3 separate regions of the Mus musculus genome follow, and regions 1 and 3 are each linked to region 2. Evidence: chromatin loops called from intact Hi-C (ENCODE). Cell type or tissue: gastrocnemius. All regions are shown on one strand. Links, peaks and the distances in the headings refer to the core of each region. The heading gives the core; the rest is flanking DNA.

Evidence for each region. Peaks named below come from ENCODE experiments on the same cell type or tissue, not always from the same donor. Only the 100,000 strongest peaks of a DNase experiment are listed, where the experiment ranks them.
Region 1: it touches region 2 in a loop (2.1-fold over the local background); 2 of 42 quality-filtered maps call a loop at or near these places.
Region 3: it touches region 2 in a loop (2.1-fold over the local background); 5 of 42 quality-filtered maps call a loop at or near these places.

Annotation. Positions count from the first base shown.
Region 1 is chr3:136,843,706-136,853,874 of GRCm38, forward strand. All of the region lies in intron 2 of Ppp3ca (protein phosphatase 3, catalytic subunit, alpha isoform), which reads left to right. Among named protein-coding and RNA genes, the nearest start is that of 1700006H20Rik, 110 kb to the right of the region's middle. In gastrocnemius, for the core only: no CTCF peak of the experiment used is centred there; DNase peaks (open chromatin) are centred at 5,525 and 6,193; H3K27ac peaks cover 40 bases.
Region 2 is chr3:136,666,609-136,676,777 of GRCm38, forward strand. It overlaps Ppp3ca (protein phosphatase 3, catalytic subunit, alpha isoform), which reads left to right and starts at 3,458. Exons shown (of 14, transcript NM_008913.5): 1 at 3,458-4,293. The coding sequence starts at 4,236. In gastrocnemius, for the core only: CTCF peaks have their summits at 3,619 and 4,224; DNase peaks (open chromatin) are centred at 1,701, 3,411, 3,793, 4,239 and 2 more places; H3K4me3 peaks cover 6,421 bases; H3K27ac peaks cover 7,649 bases.
Region 3 is chr3:136,858,484-136,868,652 of GRCm38, forward strand. It overlaps Ppp3ca (protein phosphatase 3, catalytic subunit, alpha isoform), which reads left to right. Exons shown (of 14, transcript NM_008913.5): 3 at 10,119-10,169. Among named protein-coding and RNA genes, the nearest start is that of 1700006H20Rik, 92 kb to the right of the region's middle. In gastrocnemius, for the core only: a CTCF peak has its summit at 4,831 (motif pointing left); a DNase peak (open chromatin) is centred at 8,243.

The sequences.
Region 1 (10,169 bases), core at 713-8,712, 180 kb after region 2:
TAAACATTAAAATGTCTAGGGAAGCTGATGATGGGTACAAAGAAAAATCTAGGATGGTTTTCAACTTTCTGGTTTATATGACTAGACTGATAATTATGTCACCACCCAAGACAAAGACACTGTGTGTACCAGGACAGGTTTGTCTAAAAGACAACAGATTCGTCTGAGACAACAGGACTATGAGTGGGACAGCCAGAGTTACCCAGTAACAGCAGCCGCTTGAGTTTTCTAGAGCTTCCCACCACTGTCAATACAGAGAAGGTCTGTTTTAGAGAGTCCACTGTGAGTTCTGGCTTAGACTGCTCAATGTCACTGGCTGTTGTTGTGTAGCCCGCAGGAAACCATGCAAATGCATGAAGTAATTACAAAGGGGGCCGATGCATGGTGACACAGCTGGGCTAAGATTGCATTTGTTGAAAATAGAAGGGAGAGCGGCTAGACCAGTGAGGGGAACAGTAGGGACAGGACAGTGCTAGTGGAAGGGGAGGGCAAAGGACTGCAGAGTGCCTGCTTCACCTTAAGTCTTGCTTGCTGCCCCTAGAAGTGGAGTAGAGTAGCCATGGCCATGGTGTCCTGTTCCAGGGAGCCAAGGATCAGACAGATTGAGGAGGTGACGACTCACTGAGCAGCCTGCCTGCCAAGTATTCTCTATCTATAGCAAAAGGGAATTACAGAGACAAATGAAGACTTTTTAAACTACCTATTTTAATTTTATTGTTTTTATTACACGTATATCAGTATGTATGCCTGCATATGTCTGTGTGCCACATGTGTGCCTGGTGCCTGCAGAGGCTGGTAGAGGATGTCAGAGCCCCTGGAACAGGATTTACAGATAATTGTAAGTAACTATACCCTGTTCCTCTTGAAGAACAACCAGTGCTCTTAATTGCTGAGCTCTCTTTATGGCTCCACGGCTAACATTTTTTTTAACCATAAATATACACAGGTGTTTTTGGATAAGTGGAACCAAGTCCTTAGAAGTTAGGAATGAAGAGAAGGCTTAGATATGTTTGATGGAACGTGGGCTCTGTGAAAACAGGAACGCTGGAAGACTGTGTTAAAAGGGAAAGGCTTTTAATAACAGGAGACTCAGTACATGAAGACTATGCTCCCGGCCTCTTGTGTAGTAATTAAAGGATGTGCCGAATGTACCTGGAAATGGACCAGAACCTTCCTGAAGAGTACCTGTAAAAAAGGCCTAGCCAATGACACAGTAATATATATGTGTATAAGATCAGCACTGGGGTCATGGTCTGTATCCAGAGTTTGCACATCAGTCATGACTAGAGAATGTCACTCTGGCCATCATGGACTGAGGCATTTCCGTCATCAGCTGTTGACAGTGTACTTAGACTCTTGAATCTCCAACTGCCTCTTTATGGCAAAATATATTAGTCAGGATGATATGATGATGTCTTCTCTCTCCCTTGCCCCTCCTCTCTTCTCTCTTCCCTCCCTCCCTCCCTCCCTCCCTTCCTTCGTTTTTTCTCTTTCTTTCTTTCTTTCTTTCTTTCTTTCTTTCTTTCTTTCTTTCTTTCTTTCTTTCTTTCTTTCTTTCTTTCTTTCTTTGATTGTTTAATACAGTTTGGGTTTTGTTTGGTATGAGTCAGGCTCTCGCACTATAGCACAGGCTAGCCTCAAGCATACTATGTAAATTAGGCTGGATTTATGCTAACCCATTCACTGTAGTCCTCCTGCTTAACCTCTCCAGTGCTTGGGTTACCGAGCTTGTATGCCATGACTTATTAGTCTGTGTCTAGTTTGAATGATTATGTTGTGAACGTTCTTAAAGACTTAATTAGTCTTTGGATAATGAGAAAGTGAAGTTAAGCAGGAGATAAGTGTGGCACCCATAATAGAAATTCTGATCATAGGCATTACAGTACGGGTCTCAATGTCCACCAAATGTGTTTCCAGGATGCATGGCTCTCTTCTTTCTCACAGTCTCCACTACAGAGCTGCTGTGCCTTTGGGGCACTGGAGACTCACCATACTGCCTTACATCCCAAGGTCAGCTACAAACAAGCAATTACACTGTATCTCTAGATTTCTGGTGGGAAATTATAGCAAGTACAAATCAGTAGCTATCAAATTCTCTGCTTCTTCACAGCTATCTGTAGATATCCAGGGAACATTAAGTCTGCCAGTCTAGTGTATTTTTCTTCTGTCCTAAGATTATGATCAAGACCTTAAATGTGTTATCTCCTTTCTTTTTATGGCCAGCCAAGTTACAGTCAAACACACTTCTTTTTCTCCTGTGTTATTTCTTCTTTCAGTTGATCTCAAATGCTTGACAGGTATACTCGTTCTTTTCCTTGTCATTACAATGCTTATATCAAATGGCATTGTCTTTCAACACAGTAGAGACTGTAAATCATATTCACTACTTTGTGTTATAGTTACAAATCCAGCATTCATTCATTCATTCATTCATTCATTCATTCCTAACATAATGTTTCTAACATGGTCACTGATAGTTTGCTGGACTTAGGAATGAATAAAGGAGGATCTGACCTCTGGAATTATGTTCTAGTCAAGAGATGTAAGCAAAAGTATTACATATCAATGGATAAAATAGAGAATGAAGAGATATCTCAGTTGTTAAGGTCTTTTCTGAGCAAATATGAGAATCTGAGCTTGAATATGTATTCTCTATATAAAAGCTGGGTGTATCCAGCACTGTGTTGATAGAAACAGAGATTTGGGTGTTCAGTGGCCCAGTAGGATACTCTAGGTTCAAGGAGAGACTGTCACAGACAAAGTGGAGAATGATGGCGGAGACACCCTAAGTCTAAATCTGGTCTAAATCCATACATGTGCACATTGATGAACACTTCTCCACCTCCACTCGGACAAACACTCACACATGCATGCTTCTACTTCATAGAGTGTAACAGATGCTCTGAAATCTAAAAAAGGGTGAGGATGGGGTTGTAAGGAGCAAGTGTGAGATAAAGATCAGAAAAGATGGAACCCCACTAGAATAAAGCAGACACATGGCTGAGGGAAGTGCTAGCCTTTGAACTAAGGAACCCTGTAAACACTGGCCACATAGCAAAGAAAGGAACTAGGTGAGAGGGACATTGAGGGTTGAGAGTGAGCTGCCAGGTATACTCGTTCTTTTCCTTGTCGTTACAATGCTTATATCAAATGGCATTGTCTTTCAATGTAACATTATGGACCATGTCTTTTACTCAGTTCCAAGCGCGGGCCCCTGTAGAATTTTGGAGTAGACCTAAGAAACACTTGTCATGTCATCTCGATATTTTGTTATCTCTGTTTCCATTATGTCTTGGCCTCTCTTTTTGAATCATGAGCAACTAAACCAAACAACTTGGTATTCTTTAACAACAAACTGCTATTAAAAGAAGTCTTTCAGATAGCCATGCTCACACGGTTCAATGTACCTCCTTTGACTTGCTTTATGAGAAGAGAATGCTAGAGACAGATAATAGTATTTATATTTATTTCCAACACGTGCCTAAAAGAAGCATGTGTCTGTAGATTGAGAGGCAGCCAGTCCCATAATTCTGCAGTTGTATACATTGAAACAAAATGTTTTTTTTTGGAACTACGCAGTAAGATCTCTATACAGTAAGGCTGATGTCATTTTCTAGTTGATGATAATGCAGTATTTATGATCTGAGCACAGATGTATTTGACTTTTACCAGAAAAATGAAAAGTAATTTTTTTCCCCTGAAGAAAACTGAAGTTAGGGAATAGGGGATTTTGTTTGTTTCTTTGTTTTTCTACAGCAGAGTTAACGTGCCTTTTCCATAGAAGATAGAGAATGGGGGACAAGAAAGTGCCCCCAGGCCTGACAGGCTGTTGAGTGACACTATGAGCTGAGCAAGTCTCCTAGCAAACCCCTAGCATGATCTTGACAACATGTGCTGAGGGTGCATTGTGTGTCTGCTGGAATGTATGTCTTGAAGAACACTGTGTGTGTGTGTGAGTGTGTGTGTGTGTGTGTGTGTGTGTGTGTGTGTGTGTGTGTGTGTGTGTGTTTAAGGGGAATAACTGAGGCATTTGTCCTAAATTCTGCTCTCAGAACCAACGTGGATGCACATTCATACAAATAATGGAAACAGGAACAGATCTGTAGGCATCTCCTTCAGCAAACAGAAATTGAATGATTACAAATTGCCATTATCCATAGGGGGAAAAAAAAGCACTGTTAAGTAATAGCATATAAAGAGGAAGGATTTGCTATAGTCTTAGTGAAATATGAGTGAACTCTGTAGAATTCATCAGAAAATCAATGCTAAAGACTTCATGTTTGACCCAAAGCTTCGATTGCATATTAATGTCATATTTCTAGAGAATTTTATAACTCCATAAGATAAATTACTTCAAAGGCATTTGGGGGGCAGGGTGGGGATGTGCCTCAGAAGTAGAGGATTTGCCTAGCGTGTATGATACCTAACCTGTACCTGTAACAACACTACAGAACAAAGAAATACACTGGGAAGGAAGCAGATAAGGGGAAGGGAGAGGGGTTTTAGATAACTGTCCATCCCATTTATCTTAGTATACATTCTCAAATAGAAATCGTTTTATAGAAGAAAAGGTTTATATTCAAACAAGTAGAAAACAGACTCAAAGCCTCTCTGCTTCTTGTCTAGTAAGTGTGGGACAAAACAAGCAAACGAGAATACACAAAACAAAGTCTGTTTTCCATAAAGATCGCTCCATCATAACAGGTTATGGAGATTCTGTTTAGGTTTACTGGATGCACATCGGCAGTCCTGTAACCCTTGTATGATGAAAGAACACATTTACTGTGTGTGGACAATGTGTGCATAGTATTAGGTCTCGTAGACAATGCAATAAGAGTGAGCTATCCTTCTAGTTCCCTGCCCATATTTGAGAGTATGAAAAATACTATGCATAGGATTAAGAGCGCTGGTCCCTCTGTAACCCTTCACCAAGATCACCTGGAATATATTAAAGCTGAGGTTTAGTTCCATTTTTCTAAGATGTTTGGCTCAACCAAAACAAATAAGGGGAATTTATTTATAACCATTTTATTTAAATCAGTTTTGATATGTAAAGTTCCTGTCTATAGCATTGTCCTAACATGTCAGTTTTAGGAGGGGTTTTTTTTGGTTATTATTTAAAAGCGATTAACCATGTTAAAGGTATATAGAGTCACGCATGCAGCCCTTTATGTTCTTCAATCACAGAATCTTAAGACTTCACATGTAACTCCTTATACAACCATATATGGACATGTGATATTTATTGTAAGTAAGGATGAGTTGTAGTAAGATAAGATTTCAGACTAAAGTACGGAGTGGAAATCACTTGTTATTATGAGTAGTAACACACACACACACACACACACACACACACACACACACACATCTTCCCCACTTTAGAGAGGACCTCTCAGAACCCATTTGGATTTTATTACTTGTCTCCAGATGAGGTGCTTGGTGGCTGGGAGGCCAAGAGTTGAATCTGCTGAGTTAACAGATGAACTCTACAGTTGCCCCCAGCATTAACTGCTTTTCCACAGGGACTGGCTGGAGTCCAGGCTGGAGAGCTCTCTGAGAGGAAGAGACAGGCAGTACCATGGTGAGGTGTTAGGATTTTGTCATTTAACCAATGAGCAAACAGTCAGTATTTCTGCCCAGAGAAGGACCATGGAAAAGGAGGCCTCTAAGATGAGTAAGATCTCAACTTTACATGTGAGACGACATACAATGGCCCATTCATGAATCAATTGTTTTATATAACATGATCATTGCTGGTATGTTACTGTTTCATGGAGGGTTATCTTCTTCCCTTCTGAAGATTGACAGGTGGGCTATATGGATGTGCCTAATCTCAGACCACTGGAGAGTGGTAATTGCTATCTTTTATCTTTGGCTTGACATATTTAGAGTAGAAGAAGATGTTAGGCAGGGGGAGAAAAATATAATAAACTGATATAGGATGATTGGCTTCTGGAAAGAAAAGTATCAGCCACACTGGACAATTTAAAATGGCCCACTAGCTGGCCACCTATGGCCACCGAGCATGGAGGACCTCAAGTACTCCAATGGAGGGCAGTCCATCCTGCTCTGGGCAAGCTGACTTTTGTTTAGGTGGATGTGGAAAGCAGGATTGTATCAAGGTAGTCCTTAGAGCAGCTGTGAAAGGGGCCTGAACGTCACCAACACACCTGGGAAGGCCTGGGCATGTTTTTGCGTCTTCTCACACCAGCTGGGCGTGGTGCCCAGGAATCACACAATCTTCTCTGCCAGCTCTGTGGATCCTAATTGAATGTGATCTTTTAGCTGTATCTTAAGGAGTGAGCTCAGTCAGGTCTATGGTTCCCTTTCCCATCTTGCCTTTCAGGACTTGGGGGAAAGAACCATAGGTTCAGAAAGAGATTGAACAGTGGTTACACTAGACAATATCAGAAAATCCCCTTTGTAATATGCCTGCCAACTTCTGTTCCATTAGGCAAATATTCATTAAGCTTCTGTTATGTAAATACAGAGGTATCTATTAAGATAGACACTTCCCTTACAATTGAATGGAATTATAATAATGGAACAGTGCCACATTCCAGCAGTTGCTTATTTTCTATTTTAACTCCTGAATCCTGAACAGACTTGAGTTGCCTGTGCTTTTGATATGGGTATCATTGCCTGTTCATGCTCAAGGGTGGATGTAGCTGTTGATGTACTTGTGCCTGAATTGTGAGTGTTGTTGGAACCATCTATATTGAATTTGATCATTATCTTCAGTGCCTTCAATACATGATATGTATATATATTTGGAAAGGCTCAGAATTAAAGCAATGAGGTACCATTGAAGAAAAAAATCACTACTGATAGCCTGTCTCATTTCTGCTTAAGAGCCTGCATATTAAAGATGACTGTAGCCGGGCGGTGGTGGTGCACACCTTCAATCCCAGCATTTGGGAGGCAGAGGCAGGAGAATTTCTGAGTTTGAGGCCAGCCTGGTCTACAGAGTGAGTTCCAGGACAGCCAGGGCTATACAGAGAAATCCTGTCTCAAAAAAAAAAAAAAACAAAAACTATATATATATATATATATATATATATATATATATATAAAAGACTGTAAACGTCCAAGCACAGGATCGACTTTTAAGCATCAAAGCCAGAAGTCCAGCAGTTAAATGAGGTTATGATACTAGAAAGTCAGAGGTTCTTGAGATATCATAGGTGAAGCTATAGACTGAAAATCATCAATAACCCTGATGCAGAAAGCCACTGTGAGGAATCAGACTCAAAAGGGAAGAGGATTTAGACCAGAATAATGTTTTCTGTAGTATATAGAGTAAATATTTTAAATGATAACCAAACATGACTGTGTTTTAAAACTGCTTAATTTAGAACCAACAGTAATGGCACATCATCTAATCCCTGATGTCTTAGGTTCACTGAATAGGATAGATAGCAATGGAAATCGCTAATAAGATGTGATAAGATATATTATGTCTTCTTCCTCTAGCACTTGTAAGGGCCACCATTCTTTCTTTGGTTTCTCAGATAAGGATATTTGTTAACTGACTCAGTCCCTCACTGACTCAGTCCCTCACATCCATTGGTTGTGGAACTACCCTCTGGTCCAGAATTACAATTTTTTGGCTGCAGATGAAGAACACTGTCAACTAATCAAAAAGGGAAAATGAGGAGATGACATGGGGCCTGATAATGTAACAATACCGACACACTGCATTCCACATGGCCTACATTCATCCATTTTGGGGTGAGCTCACTGGAGTACCCCACTGGATAATCAGCTGAACAGTTTACTTGGGGAAAAAATGTGTCCCCCTTGATTGGATCAGTGGGGCTGCCTTTTGATTTGATTCATTCTGCTCTTGATAAAACCATTCAAAGTAACAAAGTGAAGCCATCCTGGAGACTCCTCCATGGTTGGCCTCCCTAACACTTCAGAGCAGTTGTCATGTCATCTGCTTAGGTTTCCAGAACCAACACTCCTTGTATTTCTCACAAAACAGGATTTCTAAGGCCCTGCTTAGTGTCTGTCCTGCTCCCTTCATGCCTGTGTTTGGTTCCTAACTATGTCCCTCTCTGAAGATCAGCATACGCTCTTGCCTCAGAGCATCAACGTATAATTAGGGCACAAGTTGAGTTTTCACTCAGAAGAACCTTCCAGGATCTTTGAAAGGTGATGGTTCTAATGCAGCCTCCCTGCATTGTTTGTTTTTCTTTTCAACTTTTTCATGGTAGCCAGCAAGTGGATGAAGAGGCTAAACTCTTAACTAGGAGAAAAGGCAGCTGATTGAAGTCCGAGTCCTACTGTTTTTTTCTTGAGAAACTTTGACTACAGAGACTAGATGCTCTGATGGTTGAGAGGCCTGTCTGTGTGGAAGGTTGACCTCAACTCAGAGAGAGGCTGCCTATGGACTAATCCTATCTCTGCCCTTTATTTGCTGGGCAGTTCCTTCAGTGTTCTCAGTTCTCTCTCTGTTAGGTTGGGGTAATCTACAGTTTTCATGCCATAGGGTTGTTCATCTAAAATCTGTAGAAGCATTTTAAAGTGTTGACAGCTACTAGTTGTAAGAGGCAATAATATTGCTGCATTTAACAATAGCAATGGATTATTAACTAGGTATCTTCACTGAACCCCCTGGGGCTTTCTTTTAACGTTCACCCGTTTGCCTTTTTATTCTCTTAACAAAACATAAAGAAAAGTGTTCTCATACAGTTTGGAAGACTAGAGTTTGAAATAAAATGCTGACAAAGCTATCTTGCCTACTGATCCTTAGAGCATAGCGCTTCCTTGACCACTTAGAGCTTTTGATGGCCTCAGATCCCCCATAGCTTATGAGACCAGAGCTCTCATCTCTGGCTCTGGCTCCATGCTGTCTTGATGCCTTCCTCTGTATCAGATGTGCGTCTTCTTGCATGTTACATTGAATCAGGGCTCACCCCAGATGATGACCTCATGTTACCCTGATTATAGCTGCAGAGATCCTATTTCCAAATTAGTCACAGTTTGTCTACCAGAGGTTAAGAGGGGAATATAGTTCAACACATACTTTCTAGAGCGTGAGTGAGTACTCAGAATGGAATAGTTGGATGCTCCCAAATATGGAGAGGATTTGAATATGTTGAAAAAGAAGGCAGGAGATCTATGGGCAGGCAATATTTAGACATTTCACTGAAAAGTAGCATTATGAGTTGCTCAAATGAAATAATGTAGCCCAGAACTCTGCTAAGGGATAGCAGGAGTTTAGCCCCCTATTACCGAATGAAATATGGACTGGAAATACAAAGGTGAGAATAATGGTCAGCTCCGTGGAATAGAAGATGTTGTCCTACAGTTAGCATTGAGGAGCCTGCTCACTTTGGGCAGTGCCTTTCCTTAAATATAGAAGAACAGAACAGTTTGACGGCCAGGAAGTGTTAAGATACTTTTAGCAGGCTCCATGAAAGCATTGTAGACTTTAGTTGCCTGGCCAATTTCCAACACAGATAGTTATGCTTATGTAAGATGCTTTTGAAGTCTCCTAGGGATAAAAACGTGTTTACTTTCTAGTTGAAACACTTAACTGTATGCTTCTGTAGCCAACAGGGCTTTGCTGGTGGTTAAGTCCGAGTTGGTCACGTCTTGGGATGTGTTTAAAGATCTAATGGATAAAAGGTGCATCATAAATTGAGGTTTATTGGGATAATCTCTGTGCCCATCTCACCAGTTTTTTCCAGAGTATCCCCTCTTAATTTCTCAAAAGGACCATTGTAACTGCAAATGACAGATAGTAAGGCTGAACTATTAATAAATTCATCTCTTTTGTATCTTGGTCAACAAGACTTTTGTAAATACCAAATTAAGGACAACTTTGGAAAGAGAAATATGGAAAGTGTGCTCAGTGCAGGATTTTCTAGTCCTTACAGGAATTTGAATCAACGGAGATTAGATCATCCTCTAAGTGAGTTTTTATGTAGTTGTTTCATTTCCAGTTTTCCATGCCTTCCTAACACTTGATCTTTGTATGAACGCTGCTGCCACATTCAGACATGAGTCATGGTCCTTAAAGTGTTTTCCCCACATTTGAGACCTCATAGGGGATACTGTAGAAGATCAGGCTCTCTGCTCTGGCAGATTCTACATTCCAAGGCTTGACCTTCCACAGTAGTTCATTGCGTACTAATCGAGCTTTGAAGTAGGCTGGCAGA
Region 2 (10,169 bases), core at 1,074-9,073:
GTATTCTGCTAGAAGCCTTCAGATGAAGATATAGAACTCTCAGCTCCAGCTGTAACATGCCTGCCTGGATGCCGTCATGTTCCCACCTTGATGACAATGGACTGAATCTCTGAACCTGTAAGACAGCCCCGATTAAATATTGTCCATTTGAAAGTTGCCTTGGTCATGGTGTCTGTGCACAGCAGTAAAACCCTAACTAAGACACTCCATCAATCTTCCAGTACATAACTCTTTGTGGGAGCAGCGCCTTACACATTGATCCTTGCAAGGATAACTTATCTGTAAGACCTATGCATCAAGACTAAAGGGAATTATCTGACTGAATCCTTTATTCTTCACATTTGTTGAGAAATGAGCCAGTACTTTGCACAGTTGCTCAAAACATAACTGGTACATGAATTGTTTGTTTACAGAAATGAAGATTAGATGTTCATGTATTAAGACAGGTGTGAATGTTTTTAGTCTCTTACATAACACTGAGGTAGCACTTCTGTATCTTAGTACACAGTTTACTTTGGAATAAAATAAGCAATGGCTGTATATTAATTTCCTAATGGATACATCGATAAATCTTAGCGACTAACACAGAAATGACTATTTTTTTTTTATTTAAAGCCTCATGCAGTCTTTCTAAGGAGGTGATCAACAGTTCTTGATGTTGTCATAATAAGACTTGTCGCTATTTGATACTCTGTCTATAGCAGGGTCTTAGAAAGCTCTGTATTCAGCTGAAGAAGCTTACAGATGGAAGGGTGCGTATCATTGCTCCATCACTCTGCTGGCATGTCACAGACAGCTTGGCCCAGATTATCAATACCAAGAACTAATCGCATGGACTCATTATGGTTGGGCTGTGAAAGGGAATTCCAAACAGGAAAGCTGCTTCCTAGAGATAATTAAACAAAGGAAGGAAAAGTGTATTATTTTTTGTAGTGTATGAAATGTTGTCTTTTATGACTTTTTAAAAAATCTTTACTTTCTCTTCATAAGCAAAGGACATTTCCAAAGTCAGCTCCTGAAAACTGAACCTGTCACAGTGAAAATGTGAGTTCCAAATGTAAGCTAATCTTTGTCAGTTTGAATATAGTCAAGAGCTGTTTGGGAACTCTAACAGGATTTAAGGAGAAAAGGAAAGGGACAGCTATAGCAGAGAGCTGGCCATTGGAAGGGATGACTGGCTATCTGGTTGACTAGGCCGGGTGTCTGGACCTAGCTATTCCTTGGTTGGCATTGTCCTGTATAGTACTTAAGAATCCAACTTTACTTAATATGCATCTACATTACAGTGCTTAGGGAAACACACGCGCGCACACACACACACACACACTAAAAGTATTTGATGATAGAAAGATGTGCTGTGCAAAGTGATTACTATTTGTCACCCCCTCCCCCCCCCCACACACACCTTATGTGGACTTGGGATGGACTGAAGGGTGTTTCTGAAAGGTCTACCTTTAGTTCCTATTTCTATTATCAAACTTTTCAATGTGTTTGATAATTTCAGCCCCTGATCCTAGCTCAAGGATGCCTTTCCTATGCCCAGGGGAGAGCTACTCTAAATAACAGTTGCATCTGTGAGCAGCGTGGGGGTGAGGGAGTCTTGGCTTTCAAAGTGAGGATCCCCAGATAAGGTTTCCTGGTCTTTCCTGAAGCAGGCCCTGCTCACCCACAGGTCTTGGCGTCCTTCCCTCTCTTCCAGCCATCTGGCCAGGGACCAGCTTCCCAAATCTGCCTTGGCAACTAGCTCTGCTCTAGCCCAGGAGGCTGTTTGCAACAACCCCTAACTGAGGAGATTACAGAGTCCTCTTGTAGATAATTTCATGTTCCCTGAAAATTCCACTGGGCTATATAGATCTTATTGAAAGCAAGGACCCTAGAGGTGGCAAATTTAGCAGCAGAAATCTGGCCACGAGGGCAGCCTCCCTTTGCGGATGGGATGTGACCATCCACTCCATCTCTCCTTTTGACTGGCAGGCTAGCCTTCTCACATCCTCTGTCCTAAAATCCTTGAGGCTACCTAGTTGTCATGCCCCAGAGCCACCAATTTGCTATTAAATTTGTATTTTTTTGGACTTGAGTTTCATCTAATCCCTGTGGCCAGATCAGTTCTCCTGGCTCCATCTCCTAGCTTCCTAAACTCCCCCCCCCGCCCCCTCCCAAGACAGTCCTGGCTGTCCTGGGACTCAGTCTGTAGACCAGACTGGCCTGGAACTTACAGAGCTCCTCCTGCCTCTGCCTCCCAGATGCTGGGACTAATGGAGTGTGCCTCCAGCAGCTTCCCACACCTTTTTGTAGGCCCTTTATTAAGCTTACAGTCCAATTCAGGAAATACGAAAACCCTGATACTGAAGGAATTTGAAAATAAAACAGGAAGGACAAGGGTGAGAAATTTATTCAGCTCTCTTCATAATTTCCTTGCTGGTCCTTGGGGTTGTGGTAGGCCAGGGGGAGGGCTGTGCCCAGAAGATATTTTGTTTGTTTGTTTGTTTGTTTTTTCGAGGCAGGGTTTCTCGGTATAGCTCTAGCTGTCCTGGAACTCAGGAGGCAGAAGATATTTTGAAGAGCATTTCATACACGGTCCCTTATTTTCCTTCTTATGAGGGACTTGTGAGAAACTGCAACAAGCCAAGGCCCTACATGCATCTTGATCACTGAGTGACTGACTGGAAGGAACAGGAAGAAATTTAGTGTCACCTATCGCCACCAGTGACTGCTAGCTCCTGTGAACAGGGAAAAGGCGACCTCTCCCGAGTCTTTCTGACTCCTCTTATCTCCTAGGGCATCCAGGGTCACTGAGCACAGCCAGGGTCGCATAGGCTCCAGTCTGTTCCCATCCACCTTGGATAGCTAGCCAGCCAGCCACCGCGTCCCGCAGCGCCCCAAACACACTTTCGTTTCTTCCCGTGAAGTTGTGCACGCGTCCTAACCACCCCACCATCAGTAATCCCCGTCCACCTAGCTCAGGCAGAGCTGCCTCCCCAAGGTAAGCTGTTTACTCGTCGCCTTCCTTGGCGATCCTCCCTGGACAGCTGCGGCAGCGACAGCAGCTGCGCCGCGGCCGGGAGCGTCCGGCGCTCCTCCTTCCTCGGTCTCCGAACTCACTACTGCGGGCCACTCACACACTCGGAGCGGCCGAGACCCACCCGGGAGTGTGTGCAGGACTTCGGGAGTGGGCAGGCGCGGGGGCACGCAGCAGCCCAGCTCCTCCCGGCCCCTACTCCCAGTCCAGCCTCCCTCCTCCCTGCCCACTCCAGTGACACTTGAGCGGTCACAGGGCGGTGGAGGCAGCAGGCCCACGGGACTGACTGGCACCCTGAAGAAAACAGAGCAGGGGGCGGGGCGGTCACCCAGACCACCGCCTTAGCGATGAGGGACGCGCTCTCCAGCCAATGAGCTTGCGAGGTGCAACGTGGGGCGGGCCCTAAGGCGGACCCCGAGGAGGAGGTGGCCAGGGCGCTGGAGGCGGGGGCGGTGAGGAGGAAGGGGAGGAGGCGGAGGCGGGCGCGGTGGTGGCGGCGGCCGGCGCGGCGGCGGAGGCGAGGTTGTGCCCCGGACTGTGTCCACCGAGCTCAGCGGCTGTTGCCTGTGCGTGGAGAAGCAGCGGCGCCGCGAGGCAGAGGAGGATCGCGGACGAGCGCGGCGGCGGGACGTCTACGGCTGCCGCGGCCCCGGCGGCGCCCGGCGACAATCGGCGTGGGGAAGCAGCGGCGGCCGCAGCGGCAGCCGCCTCTCCAGCACCGGGAAGCCGAGGCGCGGCTGGCGGCGCTGACATCCGCGGCCCTGCCTCTCCTCCCTCGCCCCCGGCCCTCCCCATGTGATCGGTCTTAATCCCGACCGTGTGCGCGCGTGGGGGCTCCATTGCGCGGCGCCCGGTGTCGGTGCCGGGGTGGGTGCTCGCGTGTGCTTCTCCTCCCCATCCCCCGCCCCGTCCCCAAGAATAAAAGAAGAACCGGGAGGCGTGCTCAGAAAATAAATAAATAACCAGCACACACGCGCAGCCCGGAGCGAGGCGGCGGGGCTGGCGGCGGCGGAGGAGGAGTGAAGGCGGCGGCGGCGGAGGAGGGACGCGCGGAGCCGGCAGTAACTTTCGAGCCAGCCCAGAGCCCAGAGCTCCAGCCGAGCGGTTTGCAGCGCGGCGGCGGCGGCGCTGAGTGTCTGGCCCGCCGGTGCGGTCGGGGTGTGCAGTCGGACGGGACGAGCAGCGCGTCGCTGTCCCCCCCTCCCGGTGGCTGGAGATGTCCGAGCCCAAGGCGATTGATCCCAAGTTGTCGACGACCGACAGGGTGGTGAAAGGTAAGCGCAGCGCCGCGTCGGCCCGGGGTGCACCGAGTGCCGCAGGCGACTGTCCTCCCCTCCCCCGCCCCGGTCGTCCCTCTCCGGCTAGCGCCGGGGACCTTCTAGGATCTCCTGCAAGAGGCGATCCCTTCCTTCGCCGCGCCCTGCCCCCACACCGCCCACCCGGCCCTAATCGGGGCATTTATTTTTATTTATGTATTTATTTGTTTGTTTTCGTGGACGGGGGGCAGCAGTTGGCAAATGGCTGAGTGGCTGGGAGGCGGTGGCGGGGGTGGCGGTGGCGGGAGGGGGCGCCCGGGGGGGGGGGTGACTGCTGGCAGGGTGTAGCTGCTGTGACAGAAATAGGAAGTGGGTGGCTGCTCGCGGGCTTGCATGGGATCGGGTTTATGGTTTGCTCTTTGTAGAGGGAGGGGAGGTGATTTATGGCTTTTAAAAAATTAATAGGGCATTTTAATGTGGCCATGGCTTGCCGCGGACTGGCTCGCCCCGGCACATTGCTCCAGGCGCTCCATTGCAGCAGTTCCCTGGGCGCCCCCTCCCCCTCCGCGGGAAGGGCCTGCACAGGACTCGCGAGAGAGCGGGAGAGCGTGGGGGGAGCCCAGCTCCGGCTGCCGCGCGCCGCGGGGGCGGGGGGACCGGGGCCGCGTGGGGGCAGCTCCAGGCGGGGGACGACCGGAGCCCCCGCTGCCGCCCCGGGATTTCCCCGCAGGCCTGGAGCGACGCGAGCGGTGGCGATCCTCTGTCGACCTCCCTTGCCACCCACGGCTGACTGCCGCCGACCTGTCATTGCTCTTAAAGGGTTCCCCGCTGGTGCACACCTTTAGGGTGGGAAGCTCACCGTGCTCCCTTCCCCCAAGCTCCTAGCACCCCCTTGGTTACGGGCTATTTGGTTGTCTTTATTGCTAGGGGTGATTTGTATGTGTATAACTGGCAGGGATGGCTCTGGGTTGCTGGCTAGGAGAAGCCAGGGGGATTCGTGGGGTGAGGAAGGGGACAACGTGGTTGCCCTTTCTATCCCCACCATCCTCACTGTATTCCAATGTGGAACGGGGAAGAGGAACTGCAGATTCGAAAGGATTAAGTAGTGACACTTATTCTTGGGGTCAGGGTTCTGAGCAAAGCTGAGATGGGCACTAGCCTGTGCAGAGCGGGCCTCTGAAACTGGAAGGAGTGATGGGGGCGGTGTGTGTGTGTGTGTGTGTGTGTGTGTGTGTGTGTGTGTGTGTGTGTGTGTGTGTGTGTGATCAGAAACAGTATCTTATGCAGCAGAGCACTTAGCTAGAGTGCAAAGCAATCAAGTCATTTGCTCCAGGAACACTTAGGTGAAAGTAACCCAGCGCCCTCCCTAAGACATGATCCATGTTCTTTGGAGCTTTAGAAAGGATACTCGCTCCTACGTTTGCTCAGATTTTAAAGTTTTGAGTTGTGTTGTGCTGTGCTGTGTGTGCGTGCGCGCGTGCGTGCGTGTGTGTTATGTTTTCTTTTGTGAGAGAATAAAATATTTTCTCTCCTTTTGGTTATGTTGGAACCATTCCTACTTAAAAGTAGGATTCATAGAGCCGTCAAAATAAAGATGGAATAGGAAAAGCTCTGTAAAAAAAAAAGGTGATAAAGCCTCAGATGCACCGCTGTCTTGTGCAATGATCAGCAAGTATCTCCTTAATGTGTGACGTTTAGGCATAGCTCCAATGCAAAGATACTTTGTTTCCTAAACAAAGTAATAGTTTACAAAGATGATACTATGTGTTGGTAGAAAAAAAAGTCCTGTCACATTCCCTGTTTAGATGTCAAACGTGGATTTCTAAAGTGTGGATTTAGATTGTTATTGTCATCAAGTAAGCTATGTAAAACTAATTGCTTGATATGTTTACCAGTTAATAAGCAGAGCCAGTCTCCAACCATGCCATGGTTCTTTGGCCTCATGTTTCAGTGTCGAGTTTTATAAATGACTTCCTCCAGTAGTACATAGGCACACCCAGAACTCCAAAATTGTGATTTCTGTATTTTTTTCAGAAGTGATATATATGTGCGGAATGTAGATTCAAAATAGGAAACAGTACTCTAATCCCACACTTGTTTGGATAGGGATTCTACTGGAAGATTTTGTTTACAGAAAAAAAAATATTGATGACTCCTGAGTTTCAGATGGGCATGCTGCCGTGGCTTGGCTTCTCTTGGGCTTTTTTTTTTTTCCCTTCACATTTTATGTCATTGGTTTAAAAGTCCTGACACAGCTTCCAGACAACATTTTGTCATGCATAAGATTTTCAGGATTAGTATTTTGAGATGGCCATCTATTTTGATCCCTTTGAATATTATATCCCTATTTAACAAGTGGAAAGCAACACGTATGCTGAGTGGAAAAAATTTAAAGAATATATTTTTATTTTAAAATGCACATAGTATGCAGTACACGAAAACATTATTTTAGTCCCTGTTTTCTGAAACCTTTATGTCAATTGTCATTCTTGAAGTCATTTCTCAACAGAGGAAACGGTTTATCTCTGAGGAGCTATCTCTGTTCTTTAGGTCTTGTCTCCTCTTATAAAAAGTACCTGTAGCCTTATTTGATGCATATAGGAATAGTCAGAGTGGTCCTTTGGCATGCCTTGGCTTTTTCCTACAGTTATCTTTATGGCTGTGATCTGGCTTTTGCCGGATGACAAATTGCTCTTTACAAATGACTCTGTGCTTGTGGTTTTGTTTATAGTCATTTGAGGACAGCTTTCTACAGCTCTCTTGGTTTGTGCTTCAAGAGTGCAACCTTAGAAAGGTAGGTTGAGTTTTACCTTCAACTAAGGCAGTGTGGAGGCTTGTTGAGACTGCTATATCATGCACAGAGTGTTTAAACTTCTAGAAGGAAAGAGGAATGGTGGCCGAAGAGACGAACTTAAGATTATTTCCAGAAACATTACCTCAACTATAAAATCATCTGTTGCTTTCTTTGACTGTTCTGAAGTTAAAAAAAAAAAAAAAACAAATTTAAAAGTTGTTAGACTTCAGAGAAAACATTTTGGCTTTCTGTTTGTTGAGAACCAGTATAATTTGATCCATTTATTTATTTATCATTTATTGGAGCATGCAAACTATATTTGTTTGTTGTGAGAAAGACTGTATATATGTCGAGCGCTTACTTCAAACTCAAGATCCTCCTGCCTCAGTCTCCAGAGGTGGATTTCAGGAGTGCTAAACCGTGTCTGGATCACATTATGCTTTAATGCTATGCGGATACTACTGTAATCAGTAGAAGACTGAGGTTAATAGGGTAACTAGCTCTTCTCCACCCCCAACATACCCAATGGCCTGGTTCCCTCTGCAGTATACCCGAGAAGTCTATTGAGACTTTTGTAGCTGGTCACTTTGTCTGTCTTCTCTGTAAGCTTCCATTTTGGCTATAAAGTTTTGCCCTTGGACAGAAGTATTTGGAGTAGATTAGACTGTGGTGTTGAGCTTATGGCTGTGTTCTGGCTCTGGATAATTCTTTTCTCATCGTCAAATATTTGATAATGGGCCTTTTACCTTATCCCAAACTGATTATAATAATAGACTTTTCAGAGTCTGGCAGGCTGTCAGAGGGTAGATTCCTGGGAAGAGTCCTGTTGACTGTGCTCTTTTCCTCTGGAGATGTTTGCGTTTGGTTTGGGGACGATAGCTGCTGTTGTACGCACTGTCACCTTTGATCTCTTCATGTAATCAGGCACAGGTAGAGCGATTCTGGGAAGATGTCTAAGATCATAACAAGCAAGAATGCAGGAGTCAACAGACTGTTACTAAGTAATTGATGATGTAAGCCGTCAGTATTTATAGCTGAGAAACACTGGTGTGACTATTCAGACAGAAAATAAGAATTTGGCACATCACTAATGACTGTTGTATTTGCAGAAGGAAACAAAGCAATGGGCTATCAAGAAGAGCTCTTTTCAAATTTATTTTATGTACATTATAATGAATTAACTAACTAATTAATAAATTTGCTATGAGTCAATTTGTTTCATTTGTCTGGCCTTTCTTTGGAATATAGTGTAATTGATTTAAGTTCATCAGCATTAAATATCAGTATTTGGTAGGTATAGTTTACCTTAGCACTGACTGTTACGAAAGGCATTTGCTAGTATAGCTAATATGACAAGTGACATAATTATGACATGGATGATATACCTGAGTAGATAGCATACAAATTCATGCTGCTAACTATAAAATGGGTTGATATATTCAGTAATATTTACTTTCAGGATTTCTTACAAGTAAAGATAACACAATGTTTTCAAACAGTTTGAAAGAAAGGGAGATTTAGGGAAATTCCAGTGGTTCTAAATGCTATCAATCTCTAGAAGAACTAAACACAATGTTGTTGTTGTTATTTTAATGTACAGAAATGAACCTTTGCTTTAAATAGACACTATATTTAAAGATGACCAGTGAAAGGCAGCAATCTGGCAGCCTTAGAATCTAGTTAATGTGATTTATGCTGATATTGGTGTTAGGTAAAAATATGCCATTTTGAATTAGTTTATTCTTCCTGACCTGTTTAAAATGATAATTATAGGGACATAAAAGTATGACTTCCCGCTCTGCAGTCAGCTTTGACAGCTGTCATCTTAGGGTTTCCCTTATTTTTCTGTGCCACTGTGTAAAGTTGAAACTAATGATAAGGTCAAATAAAGAGTCCATTTGGAGTGCTGCCGTTGGCAAGTAGCGTTGTTGCAGTTATAGAATTTAGAGAGTCTGGATCCTGGATCGCTGTTGTGAAGGCTGTGTAAGAAAATGATGAAACTTTAGGAATTATGAAGGTAGGCAAAGAATGACTCAGCAGCAGATTTTATGATCATTAAAAAATTATTGTGTTCAACTTTCAGCAACTTACCGGAGCAGCAGTCACTTGATATTTAAGAGGGTTATGCTCAGATCTTGAAATCTTCTGTAATTGAAGGCTCTGTGTTTTAATGTAACAGGCCACCTTCTTCTGTCATGTGGCATAAGGAAGCCTGGATGTTTTCCTTGACACTGGCAGTTCCCTCACTGTTGAAGGAGAGTTACAAATGACAGCACGTTATGTGTTTTCGGGTCACTCTAAAACGGTCAGAACTGGTAATATTCAAAGCCACACTGCAGTAGCTTGCAGCGGTGATTGATTGTTTGTAACTAAAGAAATGGAGGCAGAACAGGCGAAAGGGTACAGATGAGAGGAGAATGCAGGTAAGGGGATGGGTTCTGTTCTGTGCATAAGCAGGCTCTTCTTGCTTGAGTGTAGACACTTTCTGTTCAATTTAGGATCTTTCCACATTTTCTTGCCAGTTTGCTTTTTCTAAATCACTGGCTATGTAAAAAACGTATTTGCTCTGTTTCTGAATTAGCAGAAATGGGCCATTCTGCTGATATGTTTGGGAAAATGTTATAATCGTATTTGATCTTGGCATGAGGTTACTGAAGAAATCCTGGTGAAGATGTCTTTTCTTTAAGGTGTGTAACCAGAGGCAGAAACCATACACTCTGATGAAAAGCATGTTCCTCTGAGGTTCCTGCTGGAAGCCTCTGTCAGAGTTACTGATAATGACATTGGCCAATGCTGCTCTTCTCCATGTTAATTTCTAGAGGAATTTCAGGGAAAGTATCACCAAAAATGATCACTTTTTTTTTTTTTTTAAAAGACTGTAGCTATCCAGGGAGAGGGACATGGGCCCTAAAGGGGACTTTGGCTTGTAAGCTAAGCCTTTAGTACTTGTCATTTTATTTCAGTATGCAGGTACTTCTGCCACATATATGAAATTATCACTTGAGTTTCATGTTCCTGAAGCATGCACTTGTAGTGTAGAACATATCTTCCTCCCAGTTTACAGACTCTGATGTACTACCAGCTTGGGGGCCCATTTATA
Region 3 (10,169 bases), core at 677-8,676, 190 kb after region 2:
TTGTTGCTGTTGTTGTTTTTATGTTTTCTTTTGGTTTTGTCTCTGGATGACCAAATGATCTCATTCTTTTTCTTTTTTTTTTCTTTCTTTTTTTTTTTTAAGTTTAAAAATGAAAGTTTTCCTATGTGTAACTACATTTATAATTTAGCAGTTTGTGTGACAGGGTATCACTGTGTAGACCAGGCTGCCCTGGAACTCACTATGTAGACTAGACTGACCTCTAACTCAAGAGCTCCCTGTGCCTCTGCCTCCTGAGTGCTGGAATCAAAGGTATATAACACTTTGGCCACCAACTTGATTCTTCTTCCAGTGATATTTTATTGTCCTATTGAAAACTTATTTACACTTTAAATTAACGCTCAAAGTATTAGCTATCATTATCGAATTTTTAAACGATGTATATTACAGTTACTTTCTCACTTCTTCTAAACCCCTAATCAACCCCAATTGCCTTCTCTGCCCTACTTCCTCGTAGTCCCTCCTCCCTTGATGTTCCTCCATTTCCTTTCTGCTTTCAGGTCTTTGATGACCTTTTACCCTCTCCTTACCTTTCCTCTAACTTTTCACCTCTCTAAAGTTCTTCATTCTATTTACTTCATCTTTGTGCACATGAACATACCTAAGACACACTATAAAATAGGATCAGCCTATGAGAGAGAACATGGGGTTTCAGTCTTTCTGAGTTTGTTTAAAAAATGCATAAAAATTAAATCTGTAAATTGACAAATTTTAGGAGTATTACAACTAAAAAAAAAAAATAGATGACTGACTTTTTTCCTCAGTCAAAAGATTTTTTTTTGAACTGAGTTTTCCAAAGAGCTAAGAAGAAATATTTCTTTCTTTTTTGGAAAATCCATTTGGTGAAATGTCATCCATTTCTTTTCTTTGCTGTGTCACTTCCAGCTTTTAAAACATTACCACCATTATCCAGCCACAGAGGAGAGTGCTCATATAAATGAGTTTTGCTGCAAAACAAAACTTGACTAATGGGTAACTGTCATGGGCCACCAGCTAAAGAGCTGGCAGAGACCACCGAAGCCATTGGAGATAGTTCCGCCTTTAGAAAAAAGACTGGACAGTAGGCATCAGGAGACCTCATCTCTGTGAAATGAGCCATGGCAGCTGTCTGTAAGTGGTAGCATGCATTTTGATCGGAAGGAGAAAAGCACAGAATGAGTTTGTATGTTCTATTCATGGCTACAATGAGTACAGAAGGGCCACATATTTATCTTAATCTTGCAGAATATCCAAAATTGTTCTTAAATAGACAATGCTCTACCTCAGCCATACCTTCTTAGCAAGCATACCATCTACTAAGAGTTTTCTCTGTCTCTCTCTTATATTTTTAAAGCCCATAAAGTAACCGGGCAGCATACTTACAAATGAGGTAGTTGTTGCCTTTACAAAGACTAAATAGCCTGACCCAGTTCCACAGGTGGTAATTTACAAAGCAAGGTGGCCCCAGCTTGGAAATCACTATCAAAAAAGAGTGAAGTGTGAATGTCTAGGGGAGGGAATTGGGAAGAGCAAACTCAAGTGCCCATGCATTCTTTAGATAACGAATGCTGCTCTGGGGGAGTGAACAGGAAAATAATCGAGAGAGATGGCCTAGTTTTTTGTCTAGAGTAAAACACAGGAAATTAAAATAAACCAACTGATAACAGTTATGAAGTAAATGAGCGAAAGCTCTGAGTGAAGGGGGATGGCTTTGACAGCCAACCTTTGTTCCGTTTCTTTGTTACCTGGTCAGGTTTAAGTGTGTAGCTACTGTTAAGTGGTTTCCTTTGAGGAAGGTTCTCTCTGGGGGTCTTATTTTGACTCATGAAGGAACAGTAGGAAGGAGATAAGCGGGTTTCTCCGGAGTCAGTCACTCCGTTGGATGGAAGCTGGACTGCTGCTTGGGCGCCAACTCATCCATTCTCAGAATCTCTGTTCTTCTTTTTGCCCTACATAGCTCTCCCCAGGAAGAAAATAGACATTCAGAAAAACAAAAAAGGAAATCTGTTGTCACATTTTTATTATTTATTTATTTATTTATTTATTTATCTATCTATTTACTTATTTAAAAGCACAAAGCAGACAGACTGAGATGGGCCAGGATGGAATGCTAAGCCATTGCAGTATGTCTCTGTTCTGGTTGGAGTGAGGAAAGCCTGTGTTTCACAGTGTTCGTGGGAGCTTGAAACACAACATTATTTTTTTAATTAAGAGTATTAGCATTAACTTATTAATAGTAAATTGAGTAATTGTATGTGTTTAATAAATTCATAAGCATTAGGATGGAACTGTATCAGCTCATGGTGTTTATATGATGTTGATTGATGATGACAGTCAAAGACTCAGTGAGCTACTAAAGGTAAATAAACTGCAGTGTATCAAGTAACCTTCAGACGTATAAATAATGATGATGTGATTTTATGAATGCCAGATGTGTTATACATACATATTTACATATTTGTTTTATGCCTTATCATAGAACCATTACTGTGATTTATATAATTCTATAATGTCATACGAGCCTTTAAAATTTACACATATTTTCAGAAATCTTGAATGATGATGAGACAGAAAATGAGTAATAATGCATAGAACAAGTGCATTCTTAAAAAAGTTTCTCTGACAAGTTATTATATACAATAAAATCAACTAAAAAATTGGAAAATAAGATTTCAACAAAAGAAAGCAAGAACACTCATTGAGGGGAAAATACATGAATATAGCTTTCAAATTTTTATATTTTTATACTAGAATATACCTCATCTCTAATCTCCATTGATATTACACGTATGTGTTCTTTCAGTAAATAATATTAAAATGCAGACTGGTTATCTGTCTGTCTGCTGTCACTTATGTATGGAGATTTATGAGGTTAGTGAAGTATTTGGTGATGGAGGATAACTTTTGTACCAACAGCATATTGTGTCCTTGTTCCTTCAATTACCTCTTTCTATTTCCCTTTAATATCCCATGGCAGATTATTTATCTTCCTAAAACAGCTTTGGGAAGATGCGAGGGTTGAAATGAGTGTGTCCAGGCTTCACTAAAGCTGTCCCTTTGCATCTGATTCTCGAGATTTCTTTTTTATTCTTTTTCTAGATTTAGCCCATTTTAATTGGATTCAGATTTCTCATTATTGTTCAAAGGTATAAAACAAGCCTGACCCGGTTAAGAATTTGTTTTCTATGGAAATATATCCATTATTTGAAATATGCCACTTTGGAGAATTAGAACCTAGTGGGGTTTTTGTTGTGTTCTCTTTTTGCTTAGTTTGCAGTTGATGTTTTCCAGGTATTAGCACTGCCATCCCAAAGTTCTCAACTTCTCAATAATTTTTTCATGTCTCAAATTCACATACGCTAGTTAACAAGCCATGCCAATGGTTGCCTGGCTGGTTTGTAGTTGAACTTCTCATCCACCAATGATTAGTTAAACCTGGATTACCAGCAGGAGGAAGTGCAGTGCCCCCTGAGGTGAACTTTTAGCATAGCCTTTACATGCAAAACTTTTCCTTGGAAAATTGCAGATTTTAGAAACACAAACATTTCGATAGAAAAAAAAAATAAAGTATTTAAAAAACCAGTAAGTTCAATAGGTTAATCCCTATTGCTGAGAATGAAACACACTGTCAGTTCCCTGACATCAGGGCCTTTGGACATTAGGGGAAAACACGGGCTTCCAGTCCTGGCACTCAGAAGGCTTCGAGTTTTGTGTAGAGGGGTCATGCCTTTTCTAATGGGAAAGTTGCCATGTGGTTTGGTACAAACTGGAAAACTTGCCGAAGAGCTCTATCATTCAAGCCCTCAAGCTGATAAAAGTCAGTATTTTGGAGGCACTGAAAGGTCTCTTTAGAAAAATAATGAGTCATGAATTAAAAACATTTCACTCGTAAATCATCGTACCAGTCCAATCCGGCTAAGGAACTTTGAAATATTCGTCCTCAAGATTTTAGGTTTGACTGTTATTTATCTTCTAGTTTTTGACAGTTTTGGAAAAATAAAATAAAAACAGTATATAACACGGTGTCTTTTGACATCCTAATTGGTATAATCATTCTTCATCCTGAAACTTGGTGACATTATAAACACCTTGCTCAGTCTATGAGTGTGGTGTTGACTCTGTGATACGCTTGATAGGTTCCTTCTAAAGGGGTGAGTAAATAAACCCATTGTGCAGGTCTGCACCCAGTCAGAGCTATTCCACATCAACTTATCTGAAAGTGTGTATTTTATATTTCATTTATTACGTGCCTTTGACCAAGAAGTGCAGCTTTATCGGAGCCTTTTCAAGGAGTTATTTACACTGCACTTTTACTGGGCTTTCCCTAATCTGAGTGTGGTCAGTGCTAGCAAGGTTGGCTTACATTTTCTAATGCCAACATTTAATTGCCAAGAAGAGCTCTGGAACAATAGGATTCTTTTAGAACTAATTGAGCTGTGATGTGAACAGTCTGCTGTGAACACTTGCTAAGTGGATTTAAATGTGCAGACCTAACACACATGTGATATAAGTACAGTTCTTGTTTTGAAAACCAGTGTGTCTGGCCAGAAGGTACAAGGCAAATTTCATTCACCCCCGGATGCTTCCATCTTGTCACGCTGGCCTTACTTGTGATTTTGTTCTCGGTACCTTGTCAGACTCACTATACTGTGCCTTTCCTTCTCTATAGAGAAAGGTCCTAGTTAGGGACCCTTAGGTTCGCCCTGTGACCAATCCATCTTCCTGCTTTCATATCACAAGTTTGCTCAGCTGATCCTCCTCTTCAGGACTCCTTTGCCATATTGGATAGTGGGTACATCGCCCATGCTTCATGGTATGCTTCAAGGTCTCTGACAGCTTTACTGCCCCCTAATGCCTACATGCCTACTTTGCAGTAGATAGTATTGTCTACACATATTCTCATGCATTTATATTTATTTTAATATACATGCAAACCCTCGATGCCTAAGGTATCATAGATAAACAACTTTCTAGCAAGGATATCAAATGGAGAAAAACTATGGCCGTCTGTTAAAAAATGAAAGGAAGGGAAAACTTTTCATGTCGTTTCCCACCCTGCTTCCCCCACTTGACAACTTAAGAGGAATCATCTTAGATCAAAATCATTGGTCGCAGTCATGTGTGAAATTGGTCCAATACAATTTTCATAAAGCTTGCCAAGAATCATGAGTGAGGGGGGAGCAATATTAATAGGCAATTATAAAAGAATATTGCTTTGGTCTTTTTTCTTAGTAGCTGATTATCAAATCAGCATGCATTATAACAGAACTAGTGTATAAGCAGGGCTTTTGGTCCTCGATGCGCCATGACCCTCTACCCTGAATATTGTGAATAGCAGTACTCAATGCTCTGTCACTCAACCTAGGAAGAACATGATAGGGACAGTGATGGCTTCCCTTCCTTCTCATTTGTTTACAGTACTTTCTGGTTCCTACTTCTCCTGTCTAAAAACAAATGGTACACTAGTCTCTGGAAAAATAACCCTTATGATGTAACATATCAGGTAACTAGTGGATATAATAAGCAGTGGCTCACCCCAAAATATTATATTCTATTTTGGCATCTTTATTGTGTTAATTTTATTATTAGTGTTCCCAATGATTCTCAATGATTCCCAATGATTTCTGCCGTCTAATTTTCTAAAAGGTCGGAGAGTTAGCTTACTATCTCTTGAAGATGGAATTTGGGTGGTATTCAGCTCAATATATGGATATTATATCAGAATACTATTATTTACCTTGTATTTCTCTATGACTGGTGATTTTTGCTGGATCTCTTAATTGGCTCATAGCTTTGAGTTCCAGTGTGAAAGTTAGATTCGTTTGTACATTGTGTAAAGATCAAGTGAGGGAAATTATCATATCTATTACATTAAAAATTTATCATTTCTTTGTGGTGTGGTCAGAACCCTCTCTTCTGGCTGTTTTGAAAAGTACAGTACATTATGGTTAACACTTTTTCTGACTGTGCAGTGCAATGCATAATTCATTACTCTTCTGTTGAGCACTCCTGAGCCAGCCTCTCTCACCTCATAGGTCTATCAGTGTTGAATCTCCCTCCATTGCCACCCCACCCTCACACACTAGCCATTGGGGATGTGAAATAAATAAGAGGAGTACAAGGGAATAGACCAGATAGATGCATGCTTGTGGAATCAACTTGCCTTGATAATGTAATAGGACATTCACAGTAAGTGCAGTGGAATATAATAGGATCTAGTCTCCTAAGGAACTGTGACTGATGGCAAAATGCCAAAGTTGCTTTGGGTATCAGATGGTAACTATTATTTATGTATTTCATCTAAAACTGATGTTCAAATGTATTCTCTATGGACCAGAGAAGGGTCTTCCTTAAGCTTGTTAATAAGGTTACATCTTGGGAGATTCTGATGGAGCCAGGAGAGGTAGCCACTCTAAGATGCTTTCATCTGGCTCCGTTCTTGACACATTCTATTTAGAGTGGTTGAAGGCTTTGTCTTCCACTGAGACAAACTCCACAAAATCATTGTCATGCCTCCTGACCCCAAGGGCACCTCAGAAAATTCTCTGATTTCCTAATGGATTTCTAAATGAAGCTTGGCCCAGGTACAGTGGCAAGTGCCTGTGTGCCTTCTGGGAATAGTCACTACTGTGGCCCCTGGCCATGCAGTGAGCAGGGCCACTGGCTACCCATTATAGCAGAAGATCTAATCCACTGGGGGAAAGACTGGGGAGAAACATAAGACAAATAAGTCAGGCAGGTAATTACTGACATTGATAAACACTGTGAAGAGACTACAAACCAGGAGGTTGAAGGATGGGGGAAGAGAGAAGCCCCTTTGTGTAAGATAGTATGGAAAGACTTTAAGCATATGACATGCAAAGTAGGCAGTAGGGAAATCTGAGGGGGAAAACCTGGCTTAAAAAATATCCTAAGTGCTCTTGAAAATCCTTAAATGTCCTTATAAAAGGTTTCTGTTTCTTGGGCATGCTTTATTTGAGTTTCTGTTTTCTTTGGTTGGGCTTTAACATTTTAGTTGTAATTATGTGTGCAAGATGTTTTCATTTGCTGATGGCTGTCGTAAGTGGCTGCATTTGTAACAGTGTGGTATGGTGTTATGAGGTAAAGTTGGTGACAATGTGAAAAATCACAGGAGTGAACGTATGCCCAGGTGCTGGGTTTTTAATGTTTGGCTTATAAATAATTATTCCCTCTTTTTTTTAAATGTCACCGTGATCCAATAGTTGTGGAGGTCTTTTAAATCACCATTAAGGAACAAGCAGAGCTTAATTTTATATTATATAAATTTACATTCAGGATAATAATGCTTCTACATGTGGACAAAGGAAGTTTATAATTTTTGAGCCGTCTAGAACTTTTCATCACCTACTATAATTTTTAATCATGTACCTTTGTGTGTGTGTGTGTGTGTATCAATGTGTCAGTGCAAGCATGCAGGCATGGTACATATTAAATAGATGCCTACCCTAGATGTCTACCCTCTCTTTCCAGCTTGAGATATGATTTTACCATTGCATATACGAGGCTTTCTGGCCTCTGAGCTTCTGGGAATTCTATTTCAACCTCTAATCTCATGTAGAAGCACTGGGATTAGAGTTGCTAGATACCACAACTGGTCTCCTGAACATGGTTTCTGGGAATCCAGACTCAGGGCCGCACATTGATGTGGCAAGCTCTTTACCCACTCATCCATCTCCCAAAACTGCTCATCATGGATTTTTCATGCTAGTTTCCTAACTGCTCCAGTTGCGTCAGATGCCAACAAATCCTTCATTTCTAACCTGTGGTCTACAGCTTCAGTGGATATCCTGGTATTTCCATCTCTGACATGGCAAAGTAAAACCAATTACTCTGGAATTTGCAAGCATGGTGAGGAATTGCAATAGAAATATAAAGTACCAGAAGGGTGTAGGAAGGGCATGAGAGGAAAACAGGCCAATGCTTTGGGATGTGTCCCGAAGGCCTTCCTTCCAGCTCCAACCAGGAAAATCCCTTCAGCCTGAGATCTTGACATTCCTGATGTAGCCATTTAGAAACCGTGCTTGATGTAACATTTGTCAGGTTCTTACCAAAAATCCAGAAACTCCTAAGCCTCCTGTTCCAATATTAACATGGTTAATCACACAAATAATCTTTTTACGAAATGGGGCTCATGTCACAATAATTTATATGTAAGTATCTTGTGGTTCTGAGACCTTGAGTAACTTGCCTAAGGCCATTCTGATCGTGAGGCACACAGCAGGAGGTGGGCACTTGGTGGTCAGGGGGCCATGCCAACAAGTGTGGTTCCACATTTCCTTTTGTGGTTCTCTTGGGACTGTTTTGATTTGGGGATAGTTGAATAACAGCCTACGGTGATGATTAAATTTGTTACTACCATAAATGTTTGGAGCCTGTCTTACCCTGTCATGTAGCTTCATGTTTTCTCTGAATCTTTTCCAGTAACCAACCCTCATTCCCTGATGGGGACTCACTATACAAAAGGAAGCAGTTGCCAGGCAGAATAGAGATATTGGTATCACAGTCATTGACATTCAGTAGTGTTTCTTGCTTTACTGCGCAGGTTTAGTAACAGACATGTGGACATACATTTTCTAGACAAAAACTGTCTTTCCTTTGAGTTCTGCATTGATCCATACATAACAGGTATAAAAGTCCTTCCAACTTGGGAAAACTTGGTGCTTGCGTAAGTAACAACACTATCTACAAAGTAGTGTGAGTAAGGAGGACCCTTACTCCTTGTTAGCTAATGAGTTTTAGCCTTGCCTTTTAAGCATTGTAGTAAAACATAAGTCAGTTACGTTTTTAAAATACAATCTTTGTTTTTATTTTTATTTTTTATTTTTTGAGCTATAGCTCTCTTTCCACTGCTTTTGCTATTTTGTTTTGTTTCCACATAGGATTTCACTTGTTGCTCTGGCAGGCTTTGGATTAAGATCTTCTTGCAGCAACCTTCTGAATGGAAGAGGTTGCAAACCCTTAGGTTTGCAGAGATGTTTAAGTACCTTCCCATGGACACATGGCAGTCTGTGTCCCTGAGCCAGCTTTCTTTGCCTGGCAGCATTTGACCCAAAATACTCTCTTTTCTTTCTTTGTTCTTGAAACCTTCATGTTATCCTAAGAAGAACACGATGTGCTCAGTCTCAGCCCAGATTCCTCAGTCCTTCCCAATGAAGACCCAGTTGTGAAAGATACAGCTGTAACAATATAAATGTGCTTGCTTGCTTATTAGTAATCTAAGATGAGATGTCATTTCAAGAAGCGACAAGTACATTTCTAATAATTGACTCTTGCTAAAGGGAGGGGAGAGGCTAAAGTGGAATGTCGGGAAGGTGGCCCAAACACTCACAGGATTCGATTATGTGGATCATTTTAGTAGTCCAAGGGTTTGAAACACAGACATCACAAAACATTGCCCACCTTTACCTGTTTCATAGCCATTATCTGTTCATGGTGGAAAATAGGGTTGCACAAGTCATTTAAATTTCATGTATTGATTTCCAGTTGTCTCATCAATAGATGCTATAGTAGGAATGTAAGCCTCAGCCTGCTGAATAGTGAGCTTCAGCATAGCTTAGTAACTTGCTTGAGATTAAAGCACACAGTGTGTTAAGGTACAATTGCACTGATGTGTCATTCTATGAAGAAACATCCACACAATGTCCATTATTTAAACATAATATGTTCCAAAACAACAAATAATATAAGCATGTACATAAAAACAGATAGTGGTTGAGAAGAAAAGTTTTTAATGAAAATAATCTGAATTTAAGCCCTAATTATTCATTTTTGGCAGTGACCATGTCAAACTACATAACATGTGTACAGTGTCTCCTCATGAAAACACAGTATGGTGGGGGGTTTTTTGTTTGTTTGGTTGGGTTTTGTTGTTTTGTTTTGTTTTTGAGGATTCCCAACAGTTATAGAAGTAATATAGACCACCATCCTCCCAGTGGATTTGTGAATTAGGAGACCCGAATGCTAGGGCAAGGTCTTCCACCAACTTCGGCATCTTCAGCAAAGGACTTGGCTTCTCCACCTCAGTTTCCTGCTCTGCAAATTTTATTATGTAATTCAAACACATGAGCTAATATTACCTTGAAATATATTTTGTCTTTCAGTTTGTGGGGACATCCATGGACAATTCTTTGACTTGATGAAGCTCTTTGAAG